Linked DNA regions of Homo sapiens: regions 2 and 3 are each linked to region 1. Evidence: chromatin contacts called from ENCODE Hi-C or POLR2A ChIA-PET data. All regions are on one chromosome and are shown on one strand. Each heading gives the region's core, a stretch centred on a gene start or an enhancer-like site at or near the end of the contact. The rest is flanking DNA. Distances are from core to core; before and after follow the strand shown.

The links. Hi-C counts contacts between places; a loop is a spot of excess contacts on that map. ChIA-PET counts read pairs that join two places held with the same protein, here RNA polymerase II (POLR2A). Pooled maps may share reads with other maps.
Region 2: a map of naive thymus-derived CD4-positive, alpha-beta T cell shows a loop between it and region 1 (4-fold over the local background). The contact joins two enhancer-like sites. A Hi-C loop is called at or near these places in 1 of 168 maps with a recorded cell type or tissue (naive thymus-derived CD4-positive, alpha-beta T cell), 4 of 37 single-sample maps with no recorded cell type and 7 of 50 pooled maps. POLR2A ChIA-PET finds 5 or more read pairs at or near these places in 3 of 52 experiments (activated B cell, activated CD4-positive, alpha-beta T cell and activated CD8-positive, alpha-beta memory T cell).
Region 3: a loop to region 1 is called in a pooled map, with 2.0 times the contacts of the local background. The contact joins two enhancer-like sites. A Hi-C loop is called at or near these places in 1 of 168 maps with a recorded cell type or tissue (gastrocnemius medialis) and 1 of 50 pooled maps. POLR2A ChIA-PET finds 5 or more read pairs at or near these places in 2 of 52 experiments (H1 and T-cell).

Annotation. Positions count from the first base shown.
Region 1 is chr6:6,809,011-6,813,331 of GRCh38, reverse strand. No RefSeq gene overlaps it. Among named protein-coding and RNA genes, the nearest start is that of LINC03055, 75 kb to the left of the region's middle. RefSeq lists enhancers at 925-1,866, 1,255-2,454. Within about 2 kb of position 1,996, at least 19 of the 41 ENCODE cell types and tissues checked have a DNase peak (open chromatin) inside an H3K27ac peak, as active enhancers do.
Region 2 is chr6:7,085,082-7,089,043 of GRCh38, reverse strand. No RefSeq gene overlaps it. Among named protein-coding and RNA genes, the nearest start is that of RREB1, 21 kb to the left of the region's middle. RefSeq lists a silencer at 1,045-1,114 and an enhancer at 2,892-2,981. Within about 2 kb of position 2,408, at least 19 of the 41 ENCODE cell types and tissues checked have a DNase peak (open chromatin) inside an H3K27ac peak, as active enhancers do.
Region 3 is chr6:7,198,541-7,202,841 of GRCh38, reverse strand. All of the region lies in intron 6 of RREB1 (ras responsive element binding protein 1), which reads right to left. Among named protein-coding and RNA genes, the nearest start is that of RREB1, 93 kb to the right of the region's middle. RefSeq lists enhancers at 498-547, 598-747, 1,512-1,806. Within about 2 kb of position 1,806, at least 21 of the 41 ENCODE cell types and tissues checked have a DNase peak (open chromatin) inside an H3K27ac peak, as active enhancers do.

The DNA of each region.
Region 1 (4,321 bases), core at 747-3,246:
GCCAGGTGCAGTGGCTCACACCTGTAATCCCAGCACTTTGGGAGGCCGAGGCGGGTGGATCACTAGGTCAGATCAAGACCATCCTGGCCAACATGGTGAAACCCCCTCTCTACTAAAAATACAAAACAAATTAGCTGGGCGTGGTGGCGCATGCCTGTAGTCTCAGCTACTCGGGAGGCTGAGGCAAGAGAATGGCGGAGCTTGCAGTGGGCCGAGATCGTGCCACTGCACTCCAGCCTGGGTGACAGAGCGAGACTCTGTCTCAAAACATAAATAAATAAATAAATAAATAAATAAATAAATAAATAAATAAAATAAAAAATAATAATTAAAAAAAATTTCAAATCCACTGGACTATGAGTCAGGAGTCTGGGTTCTGGACTTGACTGAACTAACTGAGGTTTGCACAAATTCTGTGAATTTTACTTTCTGCATCTGTCACACTGAGGAGGTGGACTACACATTTATCTTCAACATCGAGTTCTTTCATGTTTGCTGAGCACTGTTTTAAATACTTACTGTATAATAATTGTATGCAGTAGGTACAATTGCAACTCCCATTTTATGGAATGAGAAACAGGCTCAGAGAAGCTCAACCCTCATTTAGACCTGGATTGAAGTTGGTCGGCCTGGCGTCAAAGCCCATATGTGTAATGCCCTTTGATGTTTCCCTTGACTTATTGATTTCTTAGAGCAGGTGAACCCACAGGCTTGGGATCCACCTCTCCCTCAGAGCTCTGCCTTTAAGATGCAAAAACAGCACAGTGGTTCAGGTCTATAGTCCCAGCTACCTGGGAGGCTGAGGCAGGAAGATTGCTTGACCAAGAGTTTGAGACCAGCCTGGGAAGTGTATTGAGACTCTACCTCTAAGAATAATTTTTCTAAAATAAGAGAAAGAAAAAAGAGAAAAGATGCAAAAACAATTAAAACCTTTCTCAAGTAATTTTGAGCCTTGTTTTCTGGATTTACTTGATTAAGCCAGTGCCGGAAGCCTCATTATGGGATGGATATTCTTGCTTGTCATCTGGTCTAGCTGTCGAGTTTATGTCAATTAGCTAGAAAAGTCCTCAAACACATATTGACATAGAAAAGCACCACTCTGCCTTTTGTATGTTGTGTTTTTTTCTTTGACTTCTGAGACGAATAAATACAAATGAGCGTGTTAGAGAAACACTAGCAAAGACTTAGCATTGATTTTATAAACTACCAACTCACAAACAGTTCAGCTGTGGTCCTGGCTGCTGCTGATAAAGAGACAATCAGTTGGACAAATAAAATGTGGACATTTGAAAAAACAAACATGCCAGACAACCATTTAGTGATGAAGTATTGTGAAGGAAGAAGCCGTTTCCTTTGAAGCCGAGTGCCCAATTTTGCTTTCCGGGGTGCACGTGAAGCTTCTGTTAATGACAGCTTTGTGTGTGCATCTGAGGGTGGATTTCTGCCTCAAAAAGAGAAATGACGAAGGTGATGAGGGCGTGCCTTGGACAACAACTGAACTATTGTCCTGGCCACCCCCTACCTCCTTCCTTCGTTACTGGATCCCTGGGCTTACCCAGTCACTGTGATAAGGCAGCAAGCACAGAGATTTTCCCTGGAGGCTGGAAGTATTGCCTCTTTCCCCTCCTCCTCCTCCTCCTCCTCTTTCGCAATTGCAGCAACTGCTCCCACTGAGACCCCATCCCATCCTGTGCCACCTGGGATTCTCCTATTTCAAAAGAAACCCTTGCTGGAACAAAGCCTTGAGAGGAAATGAGTACAGAGAGAGCGAGTCATTTCCAGGGAGGAGCCCTGTAAGAACAGACGTCAGACTATGACCTCACCTGTCCCTCTACCTGCAAAGGACCTATTGACATCAATTGCATCCTAGACCTTGGCCCGGCTTCCAAATCACCAGGAGCCTCTTCCTTGTTTTCCTAATAGCTCCAGATAACTTTTGTAGGGAGTACTTTTGCTTTCTGTTTTCAAACCACCGTCATTTCCTTATACTCTCTACTTTTCTTTAGCAGGAAAAGACCCGAGATCACAATGACGTGATTTATATTGATCCCTAGTTAGTCATCAGGAATGTCTGAGTGAAGAATGGAAAACAAAGGGATGCTTGAGTTTACAATGCCCGAGTGTCCCTCGTGGAGGGAGTGCTGCCTCTGGATCCAGGATCAGCAGCTGTGGAAACATCTCCCTTTTGCAGAGGGTGGGTGCTGCCCGAAGTGAGACCCCAAATTTCATTCAGAGGATTTCTTTTCATTTGCTCCCTTTGGGCTGTGATTGTGTCAGGCTTCCAGCATTTTCTGCACCCAGGATCAAGTCGAGTTGGAGGAGCTTATTCTGACTTAGTCTATGTGAACACTTTGGCTTTCCCAGGTACAAATCAGCTCACAGCCTGCAGAACAGAAACTGACAGCGCGTCAGAGACCTGCATGACAGTCCTGGCTTCCACTCTGGCCTCTCAGTTTCCTCATATGTTCAGTGAGTTCATCATCCTTCTCACACAATAAAGATGAAGACCAACACCACCTGACATTCGTTGAGTATTTACTAGGGGCCAGGTGTTCTACTAAGTGTTTCCAATTCATATTCTCATTGAACCTCCACAACTACTCGATGAAGAAGGCATAATCTCTGTCCCCATTTTATAGATGAAGAAAGTGAAGTCTAGACATAACTTACCTGCCCAATGTCACACAGCTGGGAGTTTGCCAAATTAAGATCCAAATCATGATTTTTTTTAAATTCGTTGCAATAATCTCACTATACTATCTCTTGGAATCAGTAAAGCTCTATTTATGTATCTAAAATTTTTGGAGGAAGATATACTTTTCACTTCCCAGAAGCCTTGAGATCCGCTGCCCACCCCCCCGACCTGCCCCCACCCCTGGCACTTCTGGTGCTGGTGGGAGAGAGAGGTGGTAGGCAAGAACCCTGTGCTAGGAGCAGGCAGCCTGGCCCCAGGTCCCCTCCTTATCAGGAATCTCTGCACACCTCAGCCTGGAAAGAGATGACCTGGTTGGTGATCTACCGTTAAGACCCTGAGATCAACCAAGAGAGGTGCACCTGCCCAAGCAGGACCCTGCCCTTCCTTCCCTATGAGGCCCCTCCCATCCTCCAGTCCTTGTACCTGCCACTTCTTCTGCCACAGGGCTCTCCCTGCTCTCTGACCACCTTAAACCTCTCCTGACCTCACCTAGGACCACGTGTGGATGGTCTATTTTCTAGTCCCTACCATCAGCACGGGGAGACTCAGGGTCCTCTTATGGTGCTTCCTTGCCAACATGTGTTGTGTGTGTTTGTGTGGGATGTAATTTATGCACCGCACAATTGGTCAATTTAAAGTCCAGGCTGGGTGCGGTGGCTCATGCCTGTAATCCCAGCACTTTGGGAGGCTGATGTGGGTGGATCACTTGAGGTCAGGGGTTCAAGACCAGCCTAGCCAACCAACATGGTGAAACCCTGTCTCTAATAAAAATAAAAAACTTAGCCAGGCATGGTGGTAGTCACCTGTAATTCTAGCTACTCAGGAGGCTGAGGCAGGAGAATCACTTGAACTTGGGAAACGGAAGTTGCAGTGAGCCCAGATGGCACCACTGCACTCCAGCCTGGGCAACAGAGTGAGACTCAGTCTCAATAAATATTTAAATAAATAAATAAAGTCTATAAGCCAATGATTTCTAATGCATTCACAGATATGCGCAACCATCACCACAGTCAGCTGTAGAATATCAGAAGCCCTTTTAGCTACCCCTCTCCTACTGCCTCGCCCCTCCCCCCACCAGCCATAAGCAACCACTAATCTACTTTGTCTCTCTCTGAGTGTGTGTTTTAATTTACCAAGCAGATGAAGGAGGAGTTAAATGAAAACTTCTTCTCTTGCAGTGAAAATTATGATCATTTCTATGTGCTCATGAACTTCCAAAAGCATAAAAATCTTTCCCCAAAGAGCTGACACAACGAGATGGGGCAGGCGCCCATTTGTGAACATTGTGAGGTAAGTGGTCGCTGTTCATTAGAGAAAACTAAAGCTCCTACTTTCTTCCCCCTTCACTGTGCCTGGAGGACTCCAAGAGACACCTCTTTCCCCAAACTACCTACCCCATTAGTAAAGTGAATGACTGTTGAAATAGCCAATTATAATACAGACACAGGGACCTTCAGACAGAGGTGGAGGAGGTCCAAATCCTGCAATCGCAATTTGTGCTTTTTAAATTGTGCAATCACAAAGCTGGAAGGACTTTAGAGTTCACTCGGCTCCTGTTTAGTATCCATTTTACAGATCTGCGATCTAAGGTTCCAGAGAGGTTATGACAGGACCAGCAACCAGGTG
Region 2 (3,962 bases), core at 1,159-3,658, 280 kb before region 1:
ATTTTTAAGAAGTTCATTCTACATTAATTTATATCTTAAATGCAACTCCAATCAAAACCCTAACTGGATAAAATATTGTACAGGGAGAAATATAACAAAAATAATTCCCAAGTACATCTGAGGAAAACAAGCAGATGAGAATAGCAAATAAAATTTTCCTGAAGAACTATAGAAAGGAGTATTAGATATTAATACTCTTATAAATCTATAATAAAAGAGTATGGGAGCATGCAAGAAAAGCCAAATGAGACCCCACCTCACACCTATCAGGTGCCTATTATAAAAAAAAAAAAAAAAAGAAAATAGCAAGTGTTGGCAAGGCTCTAGAGAAATATAAACCTTTAAACACTGCTGGTGGGATTGTAACATGCTGTAGACTTTATGGAAAGTATGGCAGGTCTTCAAAAATTAAAAATAGAATTGCCATATGATTCAGCAATTCCACTTCTAGATATATACCCCAAAGAACTGAAAGCAGGGACTTGAAGAGACATCTGTACACCCATGTTCGTAGCAGCACTATTCACAATAGCCAAAAGGCAGAGAAGCAACTGAAGTGTCCATCAACAGATGAATGGATGAACAAAAAATGTGACCTATCCATACAATACAATATTATTCAGCCCTAAAAAGAAAGGAAATTCTGACACATGCTACAAGTGGATGAACCTTGAAGACGTTAGCTCAGTGAAATAAGCCAGTCACAAGAGGAAAAACATTGTGTGATTCCACTTATATGATGTACCCAGAGCACTCCAATTTAACAAGACAGGAAGTAGAATGGCAGCTGCCAGGGGCTGGGGGTGGGGAATGGGGAGTTTGTGTTTAATGGGTACAGAGTTTCAGTTTGGGAAGATGAGAAAGTTCTGGAAATGGGTGGTGATGATGGTTGTATCACACTGTGCATATATATACTTAATGCCACTGAACTGTATACTTAAAAATTGTTAAGATGCTCAATTTGTATGTAATTTATATTTTACCACACTTTTTTAAAAATTGCCACATGACTGCTGAAGGCACCAGTCACATCTAGTATTTCGTTCAAAGATGCACCTTGCACTCAGAGCATCCCAGTGATACAGCACACAGCTGTGGCTGGGCAAATGGGATGTCCACAGTACCGTAGCCAGTTCTACATACCTAGCTGAGAGCAGGGTGATACCTGCTTCTCAGGCTTCTTCTCATGACTCAAACCAAAGACCACGGGACGCCACAGGAAACCGAATGCTGGAACCATAAAACAACGCAGAGCAATTTCTTTATTGCCATCTCCTCAGCTTAGAACTTTTCACAGAAGTAATTTATGAAGGGCAAAGTTCTCAGCCCATGGAACTCCAGGGGTTTGGCTTATCTGGTGCATAGAGAGTTCTTTCCTGTTTCACAGAGAACACTGGAGGAGCTTTTCTGTGGAGCTGTGAAGGATGACACCATGTCATAAATGAAAGGTGAAAATGAGTACGCCTGAGACGTCTGCCCTGAGTACTTGCTTCAACAGTCTAAGCTCCAGTTTCAGGGATTATTTTGAGAACTTAATTTAGCTGTAGTCAAACATGCCCATTTGTAAGGGGCCTAAATAAGTCACCTGTCTTTAAGCCCAAGGTCTGAAGCACCATTCAGCTCCTCCAGCATTGTTTGCAATACAAAGATACAAGCACACTTTTCTTTTTAAAATCTGGTCCAATGGCTCTCTGAAGCTGCCTTTAGTCTTCTAAAGGCTCTTTGGCCACCTACTGGATTTTTTCAGTGCCAGAGCTGGGCAGAAAAAGAGCAACTTACTGCCCTTGTTCAAAGGAAAGCGAGAAGAGTTGCAGACTGGAAGCTAGACAGACTTTGTTATTCAGTACCCTCAGGGATTTGCAAGAGAATACCTCAGACACAGTCTGTCACTACCCTTCTCTCCAGGAAAAGCCAATTATTTCTCCAACCTAAGGAGTCCGGCACGAATGGAAAAGCTTCTATGACATCTTTATTGTGGGCAAAAGGAGGGAAAAAGAAAAGTGACAAAATTAAAGTATTTTGCTTATTTTTTGTAAGTTACCAGAGGAAAGATGTTTAAATGACTTGCCAGTTTTTTTCCCCCCTCATATTTAAAAAAGGATTATCAGCTACTTTCACTTTCTAATGAACAGTTCTAGTCTTCTAAAGGAATTCTGTGTGGGACATTTAATTTAAACTGAAATCATTCTGATTAATAAAAAGAGGTGGAAACCTCCTGTTCTTTTTTTTTTTTTTGTATCGAACACGTGAATTCTGTTAGATGTGGCCCTTGAGATCAGAGAGCGAAGCTAGAAAAAAATGGAAGTTACGACTCATTCAGGAAGAACACACTGAAAGTGAAAGATTCATTAAGAATGCGTCTTTAATTCTCAGATAGTGCAGGGGAAGAGGAGCAGGCGCACAGATGGAAGCTGAGGAAGGCTGGGCTGACGGGGTCGCTGTGGGTGCAGCCAGGGTGTAGGGTGTGCTGGAAACTCATCAGAGTCATTTGAGCAACCTCGGTCATGGTTGTGGACATCAGGCTTCCAAAACTACAATTTTTCAAAATCAGATCAGAGTCTGAGAGGTGCTGGTAGTTAGGGACTGTGCCTTAGGTACTGACCCTGAAAGGTGGTGCTGCCTTGAAGGAGGCCTGGTGAGGTGACTTCAAAATGCATACCGGCCAGCGGGGGAAGGACCCAGAGCCCACCTATTAAATGAGTCTAACAGTCATTTAATAAATTGGGAAATTGGGATTCTGAAAGCTGATGTGTGACTTGCTGAAAGTCCAAAGCTACTCAGAGCAGCAAAGCTAAGCAGAGCTGAGACTTAGATTCAGACCTCCTGACCCCAAGAATTGAGAGTTCAGCAGTCTTCTATGTGAAACTCAAAAGCATCCACTGATGCTAGCATCTGTCAGAGAGAGGCAGGACAAGGCCAAGGCCACATGGCTGTGAGCTAGCATCACCAGCCTCTGCTCTGTCATCAGGAGGCATGGCATTGGTACAGATCCCTGGAACCCTGCCAAGTGCTCCAGGCTTTGAGGGCAGCCTCTTCAGCAGTGAAAGAAATCAGGGAAAGACAGGAAAGCCCCTCCAAGGTCAGCGGGCTAGGATGCAAACCACCCAGATGGCCCCCCAGGCTTGCATATCCCTTGGGGCTTTTCATCCGCCTTGGGTCTTTCTAGGTGTTCTGGCATCTCAAGTTGCTTGAAGCATTGCTTTTATTTACCTCTCTGTTGTCTTTCCTTTCTGTCTTCCAAGCAGCTAAGGATACCCCTTGTAGACCTGGTCTCCTCCAGTTTCCTTAACCCATTCTATTTTTTTTTTTTCTTTTTTTGAGATGGAGTTTCGCTCTTGTTGCCCAGGCTGGAGTGCAGTGGTGTGATCTCGGCTCACTGAAACCTCCGCCTCCCAGGTTCAAGCGATTCCTGCCTCAGCCTCCCAAGTAGCTGGGATTACAGGCATGTGCCACCACGCCCGGCTAATTTTGTATTTTTAGTAGAGACGGGGTTTCTCCCTGTTGTTCAGGCTGGTCTCGAACTCCTGACCTCAGATGACCTGCCCTCCTTGGCCTCCCAAAGTGCTGGGATTACAGGCGTGGGCCACGGCGCCCGGCCCTCCTTAACCCATTTATAGTGAATTTCAGAGCAACAAAACATTGCATTTTCAATAAATCTGGATTATGAAGTTGGAAACAAATAAAAGTTGACATGTGCTGAGAGCCCTGACTCAATTTTGAGTCAAGTGGTTTGCCCAAGGGACCTCATTTAACCCTTGCAATTGCCCTTTGAGGCAGATAGTCTGCCCCCATTGACAGAAAAGAGATTCAGAGAGGTTAAATCACCCAAGGTCCTAGAATGAACCAATCCTAAGTCCCCATGTGGACAGTGAAATGATGCGGTACCATTTGCCAACACCCAGAAATCACAACAGTGAGGGGTCCCTCTACCGACTTAGTCCCTACTTGAAATAGTGATTTTA
Region 3 (4,301 bases), core at 557-3,056, 390 kb before region 1:
GCTATAATCGGCCAGCTAGGACCTTCCTGGGTGAGTCCAGAGACATCAGTGGAAGGCTCTCATTTCCCACGGACAGGCCTTAGATACCTCAGGGCAGCTGCTGTGTTGCCATGGCCTCTTCTTCTTCCCCAGGCTAACCTCCCTCAGTTTCCTCAACATTTACATGCAGCCTGGGGTCCAAATCCCCACACTCATGGCTGGCCTCTCCCAGCAGGGATGCTGAATATCCCCATATTACAGTCTGAGGTGATGGTGCCCCAACTGAAGTCATCATTCCCAAAGTGATCTCAAGAGCCCAGAGCTGTCCCCTCTGAGGGAAGCCATCGCCGGCCACCAGAGACCAGCTTCCCAGGGCAACGACTAAAATCATACACCCCAATCCCCACACCTAAGCTCTGTAGGAGGAGGGAAGTGCTGAAGTCACGGGCCATTTCCCACTTCAGCTTGAAAGGCGATCACTTGAGGTGTCTTCAAGAAGGCAGGACCTAGTTACTTACTCACTTTCTGTGCAGGAGGAAGAGATGACTATCTTCATGATAGGGCAGTGCTAAGTCACTGCTACTCCTCAGCCAGTTCCAAAAGAGGAACAAGAAATGCACGGGTGGGGCCATCCCAGATGGTCGGCCATGCGCCCACAAGGGAAGTGGAAGGTGCCGTGGGCGAGTGCAAGAAGCAGCGTAGTGAAAAAGGAAAGCCACCCACTCTGGGGATGTTGTGTTATATTACTTACGGGCCACTGAGAAACTGCTGGCAAGGAAAGGGGAACCAAGATTGGAGAGAGAATGAATATAAATGAATCCAAAGAGAAATGTCACCTCCCAAGACCAACCAGGCGACAGAGCCCTTCTGTATGACCAAGGCCGTCTATAGCCACTTTTATCTAAAACGGATGGACATGGTGCACACATGGCCTCTGTTCTCCAGAGATGTCGAGGGAGGAACAGTACACCATCTACCAACAGAAACTGGAGAGGAGGGCCCCAGAAGAACCTGCAGCATGGCAGACCTCAGTTTTCCCACCCATAAACTTGGAACAGCAGTCCTCTTGAGCAAGCTGGGTTATATAAGCATGAAAAGGAAGAATTAAGTGCTGACACCACAGGACCAATGAACCCATTATGCAACTGAATCTCCGGTTTAAGGAAATACAAAATCTGTCTCCACTGAAGGCCAACAACCTTTCCACTAAGCATCCCAGAGCCCCAAGAGAAGCTGAGGATGGCCCACAGGCACACAGACATGCCAAAGGTGAGATGAGGATCCGTGTCATGAATACACAGGCTAAGACTTCAGTGCTTCCTGTTCATGTTTCAGTGGGGAGGGTGGGATGGGGGTTGGGGGGGGGGGACAATGTTGCCACTAATCACCTTCCTTAACACATCAGAAAAAGGTTGACAGTGAGTGGGCACGCTTCAGTGTTTGCTAGCACCAGCTTGTTCAGCCCGAACAGGTCGGACAGGTTGGATATTTAAACAAAGGCGGAAAAATGTAAGGTATAAAGCCCTGTGAAGTGCTACGGTGGAAATGCTGCCAGCTCCCTGCAGGTTTCATTTTGTGATCTAATGCTGGAAGTCAGGCTCCCTCTTGACTTTGCTACTTTCGAGTTATGAAACTAAACCGGACACACACTCAGGACCTGTTCAAAGTTCTCAGTGCATCAGACGAGGGGCATGGTGGGAGAGGACACCTGGGCATGTTGCATTCCGGAGCAGAGGCCAGCTCTCTGCTAGTCATCCTACCCCCAGCAAGCCCATCCCTAACCTTCCCTAACCTAATTTCTCACTCTCACCACTGCCTGCTGTTCAAGTGTGGGCAAGCACGATGTTCCAGATTCTGCTGCCATCCACCAGTTTTACCCGGTAAGACTGAGCTGCTGAAATACCTCAACAAGATATGTCAAAAATACTGTACTGCTTGCATTAAAGATAAAATTTATTTTGCATTTCCTTTCCAAAACACAAACTGACAACAACTCTGCTAAAACAGAAGAAAACTTAAGTTATAAATATTAGCATCCAGTTGGCCAAATGATAAAAAACTAATTATGAACCAGATCATAAATTTGAGAACCAGTGATAGGACGAAAAAGGCTTGATTGTTGCTTAACATGTCCACTGAGGGGACAGTGTCCACTTGGACAGTTTTATGATTGTTATGCTCTTTGGCATAACTGAACATGAACTTGGTCAATTCAATTCAGAGAGAAATTCTAAATCAAAAGTAAGCATCGGCCACAAGAGGTTTTTCAAATATTTCTTCAAAAATATAAAATAGGCCAGGCATGGTGGCTCACGCCTGTAATCCCAGCACTTTGGGAGGCTGAGGTGGTCGGATCACCTGAGGTCAGGAGTTTGAGACCCGCCTGGCCAACATGGTGAAACCCCATCTCTACTAAAAATACAAAATTAGCTGGGTATGGTGGCGCATGCCTGTTATCCCAGCTACTCGGGAGGCTGAAGCAGGAGAATTGCTTGAACCCAGGAGGCAGAGATTGTGCCATTGCGCTCCAGCCTGGGCGACAAGAGTGAAACCTCATCTCAAAAAAGAAAAAAAAAAAAATACACACACACACACACACACACACACACACACACACATATACACACATACATATATATATATACACACACATACATACATATATACACACACACATATATATAAAATAAGCTGTGCTGATTGTTAAAGGGTATTAGAAAAGAAAAAAACACAAAGTAAAAGGGAAAAATGTTTTGAGGAAGGTCAAGTCTAGCAAATAAAAAACAGGCTACACAAGAGACTGTCAATTAAAATTGGCCAACTTTTAGCTTTGATAATTTTCTTACACTTTTTATCTAATTTGAAGAATAAAATTCAGTGACAGATCACACTTGCCTACCCTTTTTCTCAGAGGATAGTGGCAGCTTTCGATTATTCACAGATTTCTAAAATGCAAAGTAAAAATTCTGGAAAGAACCACAGAATCTCATCTAATAGTATTAATGCAAATCCACACTAAGAAAGTATAAAAATAGGCCAGGCATGGTGGAGTGTGCCTGTAGTCCCAGCTACTCGGGAGGGTAAGGTGGGAGGATCGCTTGAGCCTGGGAGGTTGAGGTTGCAGTGAGCTATGATGGCACCACTGCACTCCACCCTGGGAGACAGAGTGAGACCCCGTCTCAAAACAAAACAAAACAAAACAAAAAAATCACACACACACACAAAACCCAAGCACACACACATATATATGTAAACATCATAGAACAAGCAATCAAAAAAGAAGAAAAAAAGGCAAGTGTTCAAATAATAAGGATTTGCACAACTTGGCCATGGAAATTCAGCACATGATACACAGCACTGTTACCAGGTTCTTGGGTTCTTAGAATGCAGTCTACGTTGCCCCAATTGTTAAGAAGCTGGGAGTCTATTTTCTCACTTTAGTAAATCCATCTGCTGAACTAGTATGTATAAGGAACTGCTGGGTTAAATATCTTAAGGGAGAGGAGAAAGGAAGGCCTTGAACTACAATTTGTTGAGCACCTAACGTGAGCCAGAGGCTTGAGTATATGTTACAGCATTTAATCCTTCTAACGGATTTTGTGAGTAAACGTTACCCCCACTAAAGATGAAGAAATTGAGGCTCTTGACCATTCCAGGGAGTATCCTTTATCAGCCCTGGCCAGAAAAGTTAGGCGGAGCTATCAGAGGACTCAGAAGCACCAAAGAAAATGTCGCCCTTCTTTAAACCACTACTGAAGTAAAAACAAAAGCACCCAGGTTTCAAATCCAGCCAACGAGATGTAAAGAAAGGCTAAATTTGTTTAATCAATCAATAAGCTTATGTGGTGAAAGCTTAATAATGCTACTGGGGGGAACTGGTAGCCCAGACATTCTGCTGCAATAAACAGATTTGTAAATATCCGCTCTTTTTCTCCATGTCTTATCTAGTGGAAAATCTCCACTCTGGAGGGAAGATTATGGGCCTCTTACCAAGGTGCACTCTCAAGAGTGAAAAGCATATTAAGTGGAATGATCATGGAATGGGATATTACACTTACATATTTTTTTTTAATCTGGTTGAAAAGAGAAGTTTCAGCCCTTCTTAAAGAAAAGCTTTCTAAATTATACCAGAAGTATGTCTATTTTAGTGTTCAGAGTACTAACATATGCTGAAAACTGCTTTGATACCCAAGTATTATCATAATGAAACTACAGTACCAAATATTCACTAAACGCCCAACATATATAAGGAGATATATACAGTTCATACAACTATGCTGACTACGTATATCCCATTAAAATCACATTTACACGAACCCCTC